Linked DNA regions of Homo sapiens: all the other regions are linked to region 2. Evidence: chromatin contacts called from ENCODE Hi-C or POLR2A ChIA-PET data. All regions are on one chromosome and are shown on one strand. Each heading gives the region's core, a stretch centred on a gene start or an enhancer-like site at or near the end of the contact. The rest is flanking DNA. Distances are from core to core; before and after follow the strand shown.

Region 1 (2,714 bases), core at 81-2,580, 35 kb after region 2:
AAACACAACTTTAAATCAACAAGATATTTCAAAAATAAATAAATATTGAGCAGAAATGGCTATTATGCCATCAAAGTATAAGTGGCACAGTATATTATATATGAAATTTTTTTTGAGACAGGGTCTTGTGCTATCAGCCAGGCTAGAGTGCAGTGGAACAATCACAGCTCACTGCAGCTGTGACTTCCCAGACTCAAGTGATGCTCCCACCTAAGTTGGTGGGACTACAGGCATGCACCACCACACCCAGCTAATTTTTTATTTTTTGTAGAGATGGGGTCTTGTCATGTTGCCCAGGCTAGTCTTGAACTCCTGGGCTGAAGCCATCCTCCTATCTTGGCTTCCCAAAGTGCTGGGAGTAAAGGTGTGAGCAATCACACCTGGCCTATGTATGATACTTTTTAAAAATTATTATTTTTTTCCTTTTTGAGACAGAGTCTCCCTCAGTCACCTAGGCTGGAGTGCAGTGCCACTATCTTGCCTCACTGCAACTTCCGCCTCCCAGGTTCAAGCGATTCTCCTGCCTCAGCCTCCCGCGTAGCTGGGGTTACAGGTGCCTGCCACCACGCCTGGCTAATTTTTGTATTTTTAGTAGAGATAGGTTTTTACCATGTTGGCCAGGCTGGTCTTGAACTCCTGACCTCAGGTGATCCGCCTGCCTTGACCACCCCAAAGTGCTGGGATTACAGGCATGAGCTACTGTGCCTGGCTAAAAAATTAATTTAGAAAAACTGGAAAACTGAAAAAGAAAAAGAAAGAAGGGATGAAAGTTCTTGTCCTGGGTCTACCAAAAGGGTGGCAAATAAGCCTTTGTGTTCCTGAAGTCTGGATCCTTCTAGTCACCCAGGAGAGAAGACAGTTTTTTTGTTTTGCTTTGTTTTTTGTTTTTTCCCTAAAATGCAAGCCCCTTCTGGTGGTACAGTACTCAAACTATTGAAGAAGGGTCAGGATGGACCTTTTGGGTTTTAGGAGATTAAAAAGCAAGCAACAGTCCACCCTGCAAGAAATCCCAGAGACTGGGAAGGGCACAAGACTGTGGGTTTGGCTGGCAGTAGATGCAATCACTCATTCTGAGCAAGACCTCAGAGGAAACAGCAAGAGCTGATGGGATCCAGTGGGTCAGAAGGCTCTGAGGCCCATGAAAGGAGCACTGGTGTTGGAGGTGGCTCAGGGTGAATGTGGTCGCTCAGAGAGCTGTCCTCCTAAAAAAGCCCCTGCTGGCTTGAGCAGGAACCAAGCTGTGGCAGCCCCTTTATTTCAGTGGGCTACAGCACTAGGGAGCTATGAAGTCAGTTCCCCATGGTAGATGAGGGTGAGAGGTGGAGGGTAAGAAGGGTGGGGACTTGTTACCATAGCAACGTCAAGAACACTATTCATGCCTCTCCCTTTTCTGAGAATGGTTGGCTATTCAACAGATTTTGAGACTGTATTAGCCGTGGGATTCTTAGAGAAAAGGGGAAATCGAGGTGGATGATGAAGGGTCCATTTCCTGACAGTCTTGGGGGCTAAAGCCAGTTTTTTCACTTCAGAAATGAGTGACATGGCCAGACACCATGGCTCACGCCTGTAATCTCAGCACTTTGGGTGGCTGAGCTTGGCCAACATGGTGAAACCCCATCTCCACCAAAAATACAAAAAATTAGCCAGGCATGGTGGCACACACCTGTAATCCCAGTTACTCAGGAGGCTGAGGCATGAGAATCACTTGAACTCGAGAGGCAGAGGTTACAGTGAGCCAAGATTGTGCCACTGCATTCCAGCCTTGGTGACAGAGTGAGACTCCACCTCAAAAAAAAAAAAAGTGAGTAACATTACTTCCGCTCAGAGAGTGTGAAAATGTTTATGTATAATTTTTACATCTGCATAGGCAGAAAATCAGGAAAAATAACTATGTACTCTCTTGCCTGATGTTCTCATAGCCAAGCTGTTGATTCTTATGACCATTCAAATGATGAGAGTTATTTTGATGCACCTGAGTCAACTTTCAGAATGACCCCAATAACTGCAAATTGTTGCTCTGGGTAATATGAAAGTTCTCACTTCTCTTGATGGGAAACTCAAGCAAGTTTCCTCTCGCAGTGGCATATTCAGGGCCCAGGCCTGATTTTCAATGTGGTGTGGCACAAGGCTGTTCTGGAACATCTTGGGCTGGGTAACTATTAATACTTGGCTAAAGCACCACAGTACCAAATCTTGTTGATGCAGGGGGACTGGTAAGACCACCTAGGAGGGACTTCATGTTCTCAGAGGCCTTAAAGTAGCAGACCCTCATCTGTTTCCCTCACCTGAGAAACTGGGCTGTCTTTTATGGGTGTGAGTCCATGGTGGAAATAATGCTAATGAGAGTGGGCAGGTACTCTTACTTATAATCTGAAAAGGGTTTAGCAGGCTAAACCTTACACTGAAAAGGGTTTAATGGGTGATTTGTCGTGCTCTAACCTTGACTTAAGTAGTTTGGATTTTCTGTACTTGGCTCTCTTATGTCTCTCCTTCCAAGGACAGGAGAAATGGAAATCCTTTTCAGGTGGCCCAGGACTCCATTCCAGTCCAGCAATGTTCTCTGATTTTTCCTGAGTATTAAAGGTTCCTGATGAGAATGGAGAGGAGGAGAGAGAGTCACACTAAGGACCCTCCTGTGGGAGGAACCTTAGCCTCCAGGAGCAGCTCTTTCCATATTGTAGAACACCCGCTCCCCACTACATGCTTACAATGGC
Region 2 (2,700 bases), core at 1-2,500:
TAACCCTTCTCTTTTTGGAGTGGCGTTCGCGCCTCTCCTCTTTCTCAGACTCTAGCTGGTCCAAGCACCGGAGCTTTCTGGGAGAGGGCGATGGAGAAGGGGACAGACAGCGGCCGGCCCGGGGGGTGTCCGAACAGGCAGGTTGGTGGGTTAAGGTCTTAATCTTGACTCGAGATCTCTCCCCGGAGTTCACAGAGTAGGCGACGAAGCCGAAGCAGCTGGAGCGCGACCCGGAGGAGTCTGACTTCTCGTTGTCTTCATAATTTTCATTCGTTGCTTTCTTCGTGGACTTGCGGCTGGGGGAGGATCCCCGCTTCCCGCCCCCGAGGGAGTTATAATTATCCACTTTGAGAGCAGCCCCTTCCCACTGAAATGTCCCTAAAGTGGGCGCCCTGCCCCTCGGGCCCCCGTCCGAATCTCAGGGCCTCACGGAGGTGGCCATACCCTGCCGCCGAGGGGTTGGGGGGTCCGGGGGAGGGTGGGGGCGCAGGCCGTAGGGACTGCGCGCTGCTGCTGCCTCCGCCCGGACCGGCTTCTCCACTGACTGCGCCGAGGCCCGGGCTCTCCATTGTTCGGTCACATTGGAAGGCCCCCGGGACCCCGAGGCGGGAGCCGGCCGCCCAAACAACGCTCACCGTTACACGCCGCAATCGAGGCGTCTCAACCATCGCCAGAACCAGGACGATTGCTCCGAAGGCCCCACCACGAGGAAGGCAGCCAGGCGCCCGCGCCAACCAAGCGCCTTGTTTGCGCTCCACAGGGGACCGCACCGCCACTCCATCCACAGCGCAAACAAACCACTGCGAGCCCCAGGGCGCAGGCCGGCCCAACGGCCTCCAGGGGCGGCGCTTCGGCCGCAAGTAGTGAAAAGAAGATCAAAACAACTCACCCCGCCCTTCCCAGAGCCTGGCCAAGGGCGCGCCCCACCAGCGCCAGCCCCGACGGGTCCAAGCCACCAGCGGCGGAAGCACGCGGGAGGAGCACTCATGCCGGATCTCAGGCATGGGCCGGAGAGGCCGCAGCGTAGGGCTGGGACTGGAGGGGCAGGCAGCCGAAAAAAGAGGCTGGGCGGCGCGCCTCGCGGGGTAGCAGGGGCGGCGCGCCTCGCTTGCGTGACACCGGGCCGTCCGGGGGCTTACCTGGTCGCCGAGCAGGCGGGCGGGTAAAGCTAGGCCGCGAGAGCGAGGTTAGGAGAGGAGAGGAGGCCGCAGTACTGCTCACACGCTCCGCTCTTCTCCCACTCTCGACTCTGCAGAGCCGCCAGCAGCCCCGCACCCTTTATCCGCGGCCCGGGGCCGCCCCCGGTGCCCTGATTGGCTCCCAGCGGCCAGGAGCCCGGGCCGATCAGCTGATGCGGTCCCGGGCCCCGCGGCCATTGGGCGAGGAGCCCGGCGGGCGCCGCTGGGGTGGGGGCAAGCGAACTGGGAAAGAAAGAAAGAAAGAGAAAGGGGCGTGGGGGAGGGGCAGGGCGGCGTGGGGGAAGGGAGCGGAGCCGGGAGGGCTGAGGGCAGAGGGGCGAGTTGCCGCCAGGCCGGGAAGCCTCGGCTCGCCGCCCACCCGCCAGCTCGCCAGGTGCCGCCCCACGGCCCCCAACCCGGGGTCCCGAGGCTCCCAGCAAAGCCCGCCCTGGACCTCTGCCCTGCCGCCTTCACGGGGAATAGTTTTACGAGGAGAGCTCCCTGGGGAAATGCGGAACCAGGGAAACCGAATTTAGCCTTTTGTTGCGAGGGAGCCTCCGAGCCCCGCTTCCTGCGGGCAGGGGTTAGCTTGAGAGGGAGCGCGGGGCGCGGGACCCGAGGGAACTTTGGGCGGGCCTGGGCTAGGGCGGGTGCCGCGCGGGCCTGGGGACAGGCCGGGGTTCCCAAGGCCTGGAAGAGCCGCCCGCTCCGGCTCTCTTGGGTCTGGGGAAATAAACAGAACTCTGCCATTTCACATTTGAAATCAACGTGCTGTTTCTCTAATTTTACAGAGAGGATTCTGGAGGGCGGTAGAAACTAAGTCTGGAGACCTGTCTCATACTGCTGGCCAGACCCTAGGCAGGTCTTTCAGGGCCCAAGTTTCCTCATCTGCAAAATAAAGTGGTCATCGAAAATGACCTGTGGAGCCGCCCACTAGATTTGAAATTCTGTGTGCAAACTGCCCCCGGAGCAGCTGAAAGGAAATCGAGGTGTTCACTTGCCCCCTTTGAAGTCCAGGGATTGTCAAGAAATTCCTTTAACGAATTCTCCCTGATTTTGCTTTATCAAGTGCGGCTTCTTGTTAATCTGGAAAATGGGAATACATACCTCTCCTCTCAGCTTGCCGTGATGGTTGGGAAAATGTGTATGTGAACACAATATTGAAATGTACCTAGAGACACAACATAGGTAGGTAGGTAGGTAGGTAGGTAGATACTGCTATCCGTACTATTACTCGATCATTCTATTTTTAGTGCCTGAAATCTACCTGATGGTGTCCAGATTTTATTGCTTCTTTCAGTTTAAAGAGCAAGAATTTATGCTTCCAGTGCCTTTGGAAGAGGAAGGGAAGAAGTTTGTTCTGGTTATGTTTTGTACCGCAAATGTGGAAAAGAAATGTTGCCTGCAACCACACACACATAACTTGGCTTCTTTGGTCAACATCCCTTTCCTTTAAGAGTGTATAACACTGTAGTGCTTTTACATGACAGATGCAGCATTCATCTCAAACAGGGTTTTTTGG
Region 3 (2,700 bases), core at 10-2,509, 53 kb before region 2:
AAAATGAATGAGGGAGGACAATTTAAATAGAGAAGTCCATGAGAGCTTCTCAGAGGAGGTGACATCTGAGCTGAGACCTGAAGAAGCAGAACGAGCCATCCTTTTAAGGAGCGGGAGAAAAGGCATTCAGATGGGAAGAACAGCAGTGTCAAAGCCCCTGAGATGAGAAAGGGTCGAAGGTATTGGAGGATGAGAGACAGGCCAGAGAGTAGGAATAAATTAGTCTGGAAGATGCAGATTCCCACACACCCCATCCAATGAGCTATTTATTCAGCAGGTTCAAGAATCTGCATTTTCACAAGCTCTTAAGAAATTCTGATGCCCACTGAAATTTGAAAGCCACTGTCCTGGCCGGGCACAGTGGCTCACGCCTGTAATCCCAGCACTTTGGGAGGCCAAGGGGGGCAGATGGTCTGAGGTCAGAAATTTGAGACCAGCCTGGCCAACATGGTGAAACCCCGTCTTTACAGAAATACGAAAATTAGCTGGGCGTGGTGGCAGATGTCTGTAATCCCAGCTACTCAGGAGGCTGAGACACGAGAATTGTTTGAGCCCAGGAGGCAGAGGTTGCAGTGAGCCGAGATAGCTCCACTGCACTCCAGCCTGGGCGATAGAGCGAAACTCAGTCTCAAAAAAAAAAAAAAAGAAAGAAAAGAAAAGAAAAGAAAGAAAACCACTGTCCCCCTAAAGTCACACAGCTATAGCATGTCAGAGCCGAAGGGGCAGCACAACTAAGACATGTAAAACTGCAGATCAGGCTTCATGCTTAGCAAGTGGAAACCTGATATTATGGACTCTGTCCAGTGCCCTTGTCACTAAGAAAATGTGCCCAGAGATCAGCACTGGGCCCAACCTTGCGGGATTTCCTCAGTTGGTCAGTCAGTGAAGTTTGCTACTGGGCTTCCCTGAGGGAGATTCACTGTGTGTCCACACCCCACACGCCTGCAGACATTTGTCCAGAGAGAGAACATGCGTGCTAAACATTGTGATCCCTAGATGACCCCTCTGGCTCCCCAAAGAGATCTAGCTGGAGAGCAAAACAGCAAGCAAAGTGGACCATAGCCAACGTGGACCTAAATTTGAACAAGCTGGGGGAGTAGCCTCGGCCTGGACTGTGACATGGGGAGGAGGGTATCACTTCCTGAGTTCCTGCTCAGAGCAGGGGAGGATCCCTATCTCTTGGCAGATGCTCCATAAACGGCAGTTGAATGTTGAAAGAAGGATTAACAAAGGACTGAAGCAGTTGGGTATGCGGGACTGTGAGAGGTAAAGGGTTTCTCTGTGTAGATTAGATCGTCAGGTCCTCAAAGAGAACAGAACACTTAGTCCACCCACCTTTCCACCACACGTGCCCAGCAAGAGCCTTAGCATTAGCCTCTTGTGTGATTTCATGGTCCCTAACACTGTTTTCCAGGTGCTAGGCAGCTGTGCCAATTCTAGGGTGTAATCAAAGAATGAGACAAAGCTGCAGAGAATGAAGGCACTTTTACTTAGATTAAGTTTGCTAACTGTGTTGCACTGTATAATTTTTCAAGCATTTTTGCTTCTATTAGCTCATAATTCTGCCTGGAAAGCTCTTCCCTGTTTGATGGGCTGGTGCTTTCTCAGCTTACAGAAGGAAGCTTTTATTATTATTATTATTTTTATTTTTTGAGATGGAGTCTCACTCTGTTGCCCAGGCTGGAGTGCAGTGATACAATCTCGGCTCACTGCCTCCCAGGTTCAAGTGATTATCCTGCCTCAACCTCCCAAGTAGCTGGGCTTACAGATGCCCACCACCACGCCAGACTAATTTTTGTATTTTTAGTAGAGACAGGATTTCACCAAGTTGGCCAGGCTGATGACGAACTCCTGACCTCAGGTGATCCGCCCGCCTCGGCATCCCAAAGTGCTGGGATTACAGGCATGAGCCACTGGGCCTAGCCTAAGGAGTCTTAAATAATTATCACTTCCTCCAAGTTAATCTGTTTCATCATTCTGCTTATCTCCCTCAGAGCACGCATCATAGTTGGTGGCTATCTTATTTAACCGTTTCCTCGTTGACTATCTCCCCACTGTGGAATGGGGAGGCTCCGTAAGGGCAGGGATTACTGCCATCTTGTTCAGCACCATACCCCACCACTAGGAAGAGCTGGTTCCATTAATGAATGGAACGAGTAACAATTCAAAAGCAGGTGATAGTCAGTCGAGTCCCCGAGGCACAGAGAGAAAGAGTGAGCTGCCTAACAATTCAAAAGCAGATGATAGTCAGTCGAGTCCCTGAGGCACAGAGAGAAAGAGTGAGCTGCCTAACCCCTAATGCCAGGTTAGTGGCAGAACCTGTGCTAGAATTTGGGGCCTTCTGGCCCCTAGTACCATAGTCAGGAGGATGCTGCCCCTGTCCTGGAAGGGAGAGGAGAGACAATCGCATACCTACAGGGGAGGGAAATGAGAGACAGCAAGACACCAAAATCAGCCTGTCTGTCCTCTCTATAGACAGTATCCCCAACCCATGGGTTTCCTACTGTGTGATGAGAACCTCAAGCCAAGGAGACAGAATTTGTATTACCATTGAGTTAAAACCTTTGAGCACATCCTCTTACACCAGTACCACTCACTGCCTGAGCCTTGCCAGAACCCAGAGGTGAGGACTCGGGTCAGTGGGACTGTCTTAGTCTGCTCAGGCTGCTACAACAAAATATGGGATGGGCAGCTTTAATA

The links. Hi-C counts contacts between places; a loop is a spot of excess contacts on that map. ChIA-PET counts read pairs that join two places held with the same protein, here RNA polymerase II (POLR2A). Pooled maps may share reads with other maps.
Region 1: a loop to region 2 is called in a map with no recorded cell type, with 5 times the contacts of the local background. The contact joins the enhancer-like site here to the promoter of GLUL in region 2. A Hi-C loop is called at or near these places in 1 of 168 maps with a recorded cell type or tissue (naive thymus-derived CD4-positive, alpha-beta T cell), 19 of 37 single-sample maps with no recorded cell type and 11 of 50 pooled maps. POLR2A ChIA-PET finds 5 or more read pairs at or near these places in 7 of 52 experiments (BJ, GM10248, H1 and 4 more).
Region 3: a map of K562 shows a loop between it and region 2 (4-fold over the local background). The contact joins the enhancer-like site here to the promoter of GLUL in region 2. A Hi-C loop is called at or near these places in 20 of 168 maps with a recorded cell type or tissue (B cell, GM12878, HAP-1 and 14 more), 5 of 37 single-sample maps with no recorded cell type and 16 of 50 pooled maps. POLR2A ChIA-PET finds 5 or more read pairs at or near these places in 8 of 52 experiments (AG04450, GM12878, H1 and 4 more).

Annotation. Positions count from the first base shown.
Region 1 is chr1:182,425,206-182,427,919 of GRCh38, forward strand. No RefSeq gene overlaps it. Among named protein-coding and RNA genes, the nearest start is that of LINC00272, 19 kb to the left of the region's middle. Within about 2 kb of position 1,331, at least 2 of the 41 ENCODE cell types and tissues checked have a DNase peak (open chromatin) inside an H3K27ac peak, as active enhancers do.
Region 2 is chr1:182,390,540-182,393,239 of GRCh38, forward strand. GLUL (glutamate-ammonia ligase) reads right to left here and starts at 1,251. Exons shown (of 7, transcript NM_001033044.4): 1 at 1,140-1,251. RefSeq lists a silencer at 987-1,666.
Region 3 is chr1:182,337,077-182,339,776 of GRCh38, forward strand. No RefSeq gene overlaps it. Among named protein-coding and RNA genes, the nearest start is that of LINC01344, 24 kb to the left of the region's middle. RefSeq lists an enhancer at 234-869 and cis regulatory regions at 876-1,423, 1,955-2,247. Within about 2 kb of position 1,260, at least 6 of the 41 ENCODE cell types and tissues checked have a DNase peak (open chromatin) inside an H3K27ac peak, as active enhancers do; they include gastrocnemius medialis, where a contact is called at or near this core.